2 separate regions of the Mus musculus genome follow, and region 1 is linked to region 2. Evidence: chromatin loops called from intact Hi-C (ENCODE). Cell type or tissue: left cerebral cortex. All regions are shown on one strand. Each heading gives the region's core, and the rest is flanking DNA. Links, peaks and the distances in the headings are about the cores only. Region 1 holds the start of Rpl5 (ribosomal protein L5). Region 2 has its middle 5.9 kb from the start of Dr1.

Region 1 (4,393 bases), core at 180-4,179, 360 kb before region 2:
TATCATGACCAAAAGGCCATTTGGGGAGGAAAGGGTTTATTCAGCTTACACTTCCACAAAGGAAGTCAGGATAGGAACTTGGAGACAGAGGCTGATGCAGAGGCCATGAAGAGGTACTCCTTACTGGCTTGCTCTGCTGCTTTTTTTTTTTAGAGCCCAGGACCACAGCTCAGGGATAGAACCACCCAGGATGAGCTGAGCCCTACTCCATCAACAACCAACCAAGAAAATGCCCTACAGCTGGACCTCATGGGGGCATTTTCTCAACTCCTCTCTGATGACTCTAACTTGTGTCAAGTTGAAACAGAAAACCAGCTAGTACAATAACTGAGCACACTTTTTTTTAAAAAGTATTTATTTTTATTTGATGTGTGTTTTATTTATTATTTTATTATGAGCATTTTATCATTTGTTTGTCTGTTTATTTAATGTGTTATTTTATTTGGTGTTCTGCCTAGATGTGTGTCTGTGTGAGTGTTAGATTTTGGGGTTTCAGAAAGTTGTGAGCTGCCTTGTGGGAGCTGGGAAACTCCAAGATCTGAATCATTAGAGAGGAGGTGGCCTCCACTGAGAAAAATGCCTACATGAGATCCAGCTGTAGGACATTTTCTATTGATTGCTGCTGCTGACCCACACACTTCTAGGGGATTCGGCTTCAACCTGGAATCTCACCACAGGAATGCTGGGATTACAGGTACATACTCCATTCCTGGCTTTCCATAAGGGTTCCGGGGGTCTGACGTCAGTACATCAGGTTTGTATAGCAATCACTTTTACCTGCTGAGCTATCCATAAAAATACAAATATTTTTAAGGAGTCCCACTGCCCCTCCAAAATCTGAGCACCAGTGTCATAAAATGCTATTGCTAAAAATAATTGGGTACACAGAATTTGGGGAAGCAACTTTGTTTTGTTTTTTCTTTTCTTTCTTTCTTTTCTTTTCTTTTTTTTTTTTTTTTTTTTTGTTTCGTTTTGTTTTTTGAGACAGAGTTTCTCTGTGTAGCCCTGGCTGTCCTGGAACTCACTCTGTAGACCAGGCTAGCCTTAAACTCAGAAATCCACCTGCCTCTGCCTCCCGAGCGCTGGGATTAAAGGCGTGCGCCACCACGCCCGGCTAGGGAAGCAATTTTCAAATTGCATTCTCATTGACTTTGGTTTTCCGAGACAGGATTTCTCTGTGTAGCCCTGGCTGACCTGGAACTCACTTTGTAGACCAGGCTGGCATCAAACTCAAATCTGCCTGCCTCTGCCTCCCAGGTCGTGCACCACCACTGCCCGGCTCTCAGACTTTTTTTAGACTTTCTAAAGCTCTCAGCCTTATAACTGTTCTTTCACGTGTTTAAATAATTGTTTGTATGCATTTCTTTTCCTTCAGGCAGCCCAGGCTGGCTTCCAATTCACTAGGTAGCCTAGGCTAGCCTTGCACTTTCTGATTCTTTTTCCTCTCCCTTCTAAGTACTGAGGCTGCAATTCTTAGCTGCACACCCAGTCCTAAAAAGAAACTTCTTGAGGAAGGGGACTAAGAGTGATGGAGGAGGCGGCGCTCATAATGTCAGGAATTCTGGGGACAATGGAAGCATAAAGGCAACAGGAGAGTGCAGTGGGTTTTGTTTTGTTTTCACCATGTAACAGGTAACTAAGAATTGACTGGAGGTCAGCACTCTGAGAAGTGCTGGAGAATGAAAAGTATGCTTGAAGCAGATGTCAAGATGCTATGCAAAGGCAGAAGAGTCTCTTCTAACTCAAACTTGAGGCTCTGAGGCTGAGCTTCCCGGCGGCCCTGTGTGCTGGGAATTCCGAAATATATATTCCAGAAGTGAGTCAAGTCATGGAGAAGGCAAGATTTCAGCATAGGCAAATTCATGTATTTAACTTAATTTTTACCCCCTCCTGCTTAGAAAAATAATTATATAAGTGTGGTGTGTGTGCGTGCATGCCGAGCGTGTTTTTAAAAATGTCCTCCTGCCCGGTAGTGGTGGCACACGCCTTTAATCCCAGCACTTGGGAGGCAGAGGCAGGCTGATTTCTGAGTTCGAGACCAGCCTGGTCTACAGAGTGAGTTCCAGGACAGCCAGGGTCACACAGAGAAACCCTATCTCGAAAAACCACCCCCCCCCCAAAAAAAAAAAAAAAAAAGTCCTCGCAAAAAGCCTCTATTTCCCTTTCTCATCGCCCATCCTCCATGCTCGTTGAGAGGAGGAAGATGACATTCATCCTCCTACCGGCAGGGGGCGATAGCCCGCGCATCTTGAGGCCTACAGCCACTCTTTCTCACGTCGCTTGCGTGCTGGTGGTGCTACATACTGCGCATGCGTACGTGACTCCGGTCTTTTTCCCCCTTAGCGCGGCCGACTCTGCAGGTCTGCGTGGAGCCGCGGTTGCGGGTCTCTATTCCGCAGGATGGTGAGTGGGCATCTGGGTCTCAGGCCCGTGCGTGCACCGGGGTGCCCCCTCCTCTCGCGGATGCCCGCTCGGGGTCGGCTCGTGCGACCCGGGGGGCAGATGGCATTCGATTCCCGGCTCTGCGCCCGCCGTTCCAGCGTGGCCTAATGGCTGCCGGGTGCCAGCCGGGGGAGGGGCCGCGGCGGAGGGTGCTCGGGACGAGGCTTCCGAGTCCGGCTGCCAGCCGCAGTTGTCTCCGGGGTCGTCAGGAGGCCGTGCCACGGAAGCCCGAATCCCTCGGCCTCGCACAGAGCCCTGAAGCCGGGAGTGTCTGTCAGTGGAGGCCGTGGCGCTGCTGCGTCCCGGAAGGGATGTGGCGGCCCCTGGCTCTTCCTGGCCAGAGTCTGGCCCTGTTTTCAGAGATTTGCTGAGATCGGACTTGAGAGGTGGGGTGCAGCTCTTCATTTGCGAGGAGTAATTGTAGATCGTACTCTGCCATTTGAGCCCGGTTTAGGCAGGGAGGAAGTGAGCGCCGAGTGGTTGAACTTTCTCGGTGAGGTGTGCAGTTGTCGGCACAGATTGGCTCCGGTGTAGGTGATACATCCCGGCGGTTTGGCGTAGGGATCGATCAGTGGTACAGGAATTGAAAGATTGTTTAAAGGCAGTACGAAAATGTCTTTGTACCTGCAAGTTGTAGTAAGGAGCCTGCAGTTGTGGATGGAGCGACTTGGGTCGGTGCCCTATTCCGCCCAGCCATCTTTACGTGTTTTCTGAGGCTTAGTTAGGTGTGTTTGGCGAAGAGAACCAGTGCAACAGCAGTTCTCCATCTGGTTCTTAACCCATCTGTCAGATATTTGTATTAACGATGAATAACTACAAGATTAAATTAACGAAGCAGCAACGAGATTTATGGTTTGGGGAAGGGTCACCACAGCATGAGGAACTAACCTTATTAAAGGTTGAGCACTGCACAACAGCGATTCTTGTTTCCGGTCAGCTTAGAAACATGCTATAGAAGTTGACACTTGTAATAATTTGCTTTTGAAACTTGGGCATGATTTTGTTACATAGTTAAATAAAAAAATACAGACCAAAACCCAGGTGGTTCTTGCCTATTAATTCGGCGCTCAGAAACTACCAAATGCTAGGTCATGTTGGGCTACATAGTTGGCCTGTATCAAAAGAAAAAAGTCATGGGACGAAACAATTAGCAAAGCCCTGATAATTTTTTTTTTCCTTTAAAGGGGTTTGTGAAAGTTGTCAAGAATAAGGCCTACTTTAAAAGATACCAAGTGAGATTTCGAAGGCGGCGAGGTATGAACTTTTTCTGTTTTAGTTTCTGAAGACTGTTTCAAGGTGGAACCTTCCCTGGTTAAATTTTTTTTTCCCCTTGCAGAGGGTAAAACTGACTACTATGCTCGAAAACGATTGGTGATCCAGGACAAGAATAAGTACAACACACCCAAATATAGGATGATAGTTCGTGTAACTAACAGAGATATCATCTGCCAGGTGAGTTATGTCCTAGACTTGAGTAGTGTGGTCAGACGCATCAACTCTAACTTTTGGGAGAGACTATTTTCTTGTGTTAGTAGATTTCAGTGGCGGGTGGGGGGGGTGGGGGTGGGGGGAAGGTTTGGAAATCCTGGCTTTGCTTAATTTCCATTATGGAATTTGAGAGGAGGACTGGGAAATCTGTTGATATGAATAGTCTTCCAATTACCTTCATCTGTCACGCATTAACTCCTGGTGCTTACTTTATGGGCTTGTGTGCCATTTTACTGATTTAAAAAGGCTGGTAATAGGGTGGTAGGACTCTTGTTGCCAGGCAGGGTTGCTCATCTGTCATCCCAGCATGACAAGCTATTTCTATTTACTGTTTGAAATAGGTTTTAAAATACACAAAAATGTCTTCCACTTTGAAAGCCCTTTAAAAATGGCAGTCCCTGTATTCAGGGCTTTTACAATAAAAATTTGCTGGTCAGGAGATAGGTGCACTTGCCTTTTGTGA
Region 2 (4,393 bases), core at 150-4,149:
TATGAACTAACCAGTACCCCCAGAGCTCATGTTTCTAGATGCATATGTATCAAAAGATGGCCTAGTTGCCCATCATTAGGAAGAGAGGCCCCTTGGTCTTGCAAACTTTATATGCCTCAGTACAGGGGAACACCAGGGCCAAGAAGTGGGAGTGGGTGGGTAGGGGAATGGGAGGGAGAGGGTATGGGGGACTTTTGGGATAGCATTTGAAATGTAAAATAAGAAAATACCTAATTAAAAAAAAGAAATAAATATAGGTAAAAAGAACTTTTAATATCCAAGCTGGATGTGGTGGGCAAGTCTGTAATCCCAGTAACTGGGGAGGCTGAGGAAAGATGATAGTACTTTCAAAGCCAGCCTAGACTATGTAGTAAGACCTTGTCACAATCAAACAAATGTATTGATCTCCCTTCTCCATAGTTATGTCTTTGTAGAGTGCTTCTCATGTATGTTCTTGTTGGCAGAGTGACAAGGTAGTACAGAGAATCAATGTGTGTGTGACTGGTTTTTGTTTTTTGTTTTTGTTTTCACTCTTACAAAGTCACCAAAGAAGTTGGGCTTCATGGCTCAATATTTAATCCTAGCTATTTGAGAGGCTGAGGCAGGGAAATGGCAAATTCAACAACTCCCTAAGCTACAGAGTGAGTTTAAGATGAACACGAATAACTTTCTAAGATTCTAACTCTAAATAAAGAAATAAAATCTACTACTTGGAAGACCTCTTAAACACCACAATCTGATTAATTTTATGACCTTAGAAACTTCACAATGGATATTAAATTTCAATACACAAAACATTTGGAGACGCATAAACCACATTTAAACCAGAACACACCAAATATCTGCTTAGATTTGTGCCCACAGGACCTGTCATATAACAATCGCGTACTTAACCATATCTTGTTGTGACCCTTTGGCTTATTTGCCTTTTAGATTGACAAGTTCCACAACAGGGCCAACTTTCCATGAGATATTTGTTCCTTATTGTACCCTGCACATAGTAGATCCATTAAATAAGTTGCTTTCTGCTTCAGTTTGAAGAGGTGCTCAGGCTTTCTTTGTACTGGAGGAAAGCAAGAGATCTAGTGACAGCCAGATAGTCAGCTTTCAGCCAAAATCAATAAAGCCATCTACCCAGCCCACAGGTGACTCAGAAAATTATCATGTGCATTTTTCCCTTTGGCTTTCTTCAGGAAATTATTTATTATCAAGTCTCCTCATATCTCTAAGACATAGCTAAGTATTTGACAGATTCCCAATAATCCCTGATCAAAATCAATGCATGAATGAATAAATGGGACTTACAGAAGATTTATAGTTCTGTCTGCTATGAATGCTTTTGCTTTTTTGTTTTCTGAGATATAGTTTCACAGCTCAGGTTGCCTGGAATTCACTACTTAAACCAGGCTGATATTACTATTATTATTATTATTATTATTATTATTACTATTTAATCATTATTCTGAACTTTCTCCTATTACTCAACAGATTGGTTTTTTCCATACAATATAACTGATTAAAGTTTTCTTTCCTTATACTCCTTGAAGTTCCTCTCCACTTCCCCTCCTACCAGGATCCACACATTTTTTTGTCTCTCATTAGAAAACAGACATCTGGGTTTCTGTCTGAGCCAGGAAATGATCCTGTGCCATGATGCTCGGAGCTGATCAGCGCTCCATACCCAAATACCGCCAGGAGAGAGCTGGTCTCCCAGGGGTGCAGACATGCCTGTGAACACAGGTAAAACCACCACTTCTGCTCAAATTCCTAGCTCAAGAGGGGGACCCACTCAGAGCCATCAGGACACACGACCCAAGGAACAGCCGGGGACAGGATCCTTCGGGTTTCATCTGCACCCTAAGCTGACCCTGTGCCACAGCTCTCCATACCCAAATTCTTCCGGGAGAGAACTGGTCTCCCAGGAGTACTGACACACAGGCTTGCAGGAGGAACAAGCCACAGTTAGAGAAAGCAAGACCAGCTAATACCAGAGATAACCAGATGGCGAGAGGCGTGTATGGAGAAAGTGGGGAGGCAGAAACCTGAGCAGGGACTGGTGGATGGAGAGCAGGCTGAGGGAGCTGAGCACAACTGCAGGGAGACTGACACAGAGCCAAGAGCAAGAGAGGGGAGGGCAGCAGAGTCCCTGGCAAGGGGCAGAGCCAGACCCGCTTGAACCAGCAGAACCAGCTGCTGCAGCAGGAAAAGGAGCCAGCAACTGAGGGAGGGGTTAGGGGGAGAAGCCTACATTACGGTGTTTTCTGTTAATTGTGAACTAGACCAAGGCATCCCAGTAAATAGGGACAAAGGCTGCAAAAGACTGACTCTCTGTGGGGACACAGAGAGCAGTTTGTCCAGGCCCAGCCTGGAATCCTCAGCTGGGAAAGAAACTGTCTCAAAAAGGAAAGAGGAAAATCTCACCCAAGGGAATAAGTCCTAGAACAAGGGTCAGGGTAGTACAGGGGTAGCTCTGAGCTCAAGAAATCTTCCCTGAGACCATGGTGGACAGATGTTTACTCTGACCAGTGGTGGATGGAGGTTTACTAGTTCTGCTAGTGAGTTGTGGTAGCTGGGGTGGGATGCAAACCTGTAGAGTTTCTAAATCCCGGCCATGGAACCATATGATATGTTTATAAAAAGAGAAAGAATATGTCCTAAGGAGGGGTAGTCAGGTATGGGGGAAGGGGGTGTCTCAGCGGGCCCATGCCAAGGCATCCCTTCCCCCTGAGGGACCAGAGTTTATTCAGGGCATGGGGAGGGGAGTCAACTGGGTAGTAGAGGCAGAGAGAAGGAGAGAGTAGAGAAGTGGAAGCCATGGAGAGACTGGAAAGGGAGTAGGGAAGGGAGGGGGAAGGGAAGAGGGCAAGAGAACAAGAGAGCAAGAGAGAGAGAGGAGGGGGCAAGCACCCCCTTTTATAGTGGGGGAGTAGCATACCTGGATGTTGCCAGGTAACTGTGGGGTGGAGCTTAAACAAAATGCTAACCCATACCATGCATGTCCTTTTGGGTCTGAGTTACCTCACTCAGGATAATAGTTTCTAGTTCCATCCATTTGCCTGCAAAACTCATGATGTCCTCATTCTTAATAGCTGAATAGTAATCCACTGTGTAAATGAACTACATTTTCTGTATCCATTCTTCTGTTGTAGGACATCTGTGTTGTTTCCAGCTTCTGGCTATTACAGATAAGGCCACTATGAACATAGTGGAGCACGTGCCCCTGTGGTATGGTGGGGCATCTTAAAGAAATTGAAGGAGACCTCAGAAAATGGAGAGATCTCCCATGCTCATGGATTGGTAGAATTAACATAGTAAAAATGGCCATCCTACCAAAAGCAATCTACAGATTCACTGTAATCCCCATCAAAATTCCAACACAATTCTTTACAGACATGGAAAGAGCAATTTTCAATTTCATATGGAAAAACAAAAGAATCCAGGAGAGTGAAAAACAACTCTTAACAATAAAAGAACTTCTGGGGGGAATCACCATCCCTGACCTCAAGCTATACTAGAGAGAAATAGTGATAAAAACTGCATGGCATTGATACAGAGACAGACAGGTCAATCAATGGAATAGAATTGAAGACCCAGAATAAACCCACACACTTATGAGCAAAGAAGTCAAAAATATACAATGGAAAAAATAAAGCATCTTCAGTAAATGGTGCTGGACTAACTGACTGTATATAGAAAAATGAAAATAGACCCATATTTGTCACTTTGCACAAAGCTCAAGTCCAAGTGGATCAAGGACCTCACCATAAAAACAGATATACTGAATCCAATAGAAGAGAAAGTGGGAAAGAGCCTTGAACTCTATGGCACAGAGGGAAATTTCCTAAACAGAACTCCAATGGCTCAGGCTCTAAGATCAACAATTGATAAATGTGACCTCATGAAACTGAAAAGCTGCTTTAAGTCAAAGGACATAGTCAATAAGACAAATCTGCAACCTACAGACTGGGGAAAAAAAATCTTCACTAACCCCACATCTGATAGAGGACTAATATCCAAAATATATGAAGAACCCAAGAAGCTAATCTCCAAAAAACAAACAAACAAACAAACAAAAAACAACCAAACAACCCAAATCAAAAAATAGGGTATAGAACTAAACAGAGAATTCATAACAGAGGAATCCTGAATGGCTGAGAAGTACTTGAAATGTTCAAAGTCCTTAGTCATCAGGGAGATGCAAATCAAAACTGGCCCAAGATTCCATCTTACACCAATCAGAATGGCTAAGATCAAAAACCGAGGTGACAGCACATGTTGGGGAGGACATGAAGAGATGACTTCTGTGTTTGGGAATGGGATGTGTGTCCACGGCTCCTTTCTGCTCTAGCACTCTATCTAGTGGACAGGTCCTGTGTATGCTGTCTCTAAATTG

What was found. A loop is a pair of places that touch in the nucleus more often than their neighbours do. Peaks named below come from ENCODE experiments on the same cell type or tissue, not always from the same donor. Only the 100,000 strongest peaks of a DNase experiment are listed, where the experiment ranks them.
Region 1: it touches region 2 in a loop (2.0-fold over the local background); 5 of 42 quality-filtered maps call a loop at or near these places.

What each region holds. Positions count from the first base shown.
Region 1 is chr5:107,898,244-107,902,636 of GRCm38, forward strand. It overlaps Rpl5 (ribosomal protein L5), which reads left to right and starts at 2,285. Exons shown (of 8, transcript NM_016980.2): 1 at 2,285-2,403; 2 at 3,627-3,696; 3 at 3,779-3,894. The coding sequence starts at 2,401. In left cerebral cortex, for the core only: a CTCF peak has its summit at 2,241 (motif pointing right); DNase peaks (open chromatin) are centred at 2,272 and 2,910; H3K4me3 peaks cover 1,687 bases; H3K27ac peaks cover 676 bases.
Region 2 is chr5:108,260,812-108,265,204 of GRCm38, forward strand. No RefSeq gene overlaps it. Among named protein-coding and RNA genes, the nearest start is that of Dr1, 5.9 kb to the right of the region's middle. In left cerebral cortex, for the core only: no CTCF peak of the experiment used is centred there; a DNase peak (open chromatin) is centred at 2,146.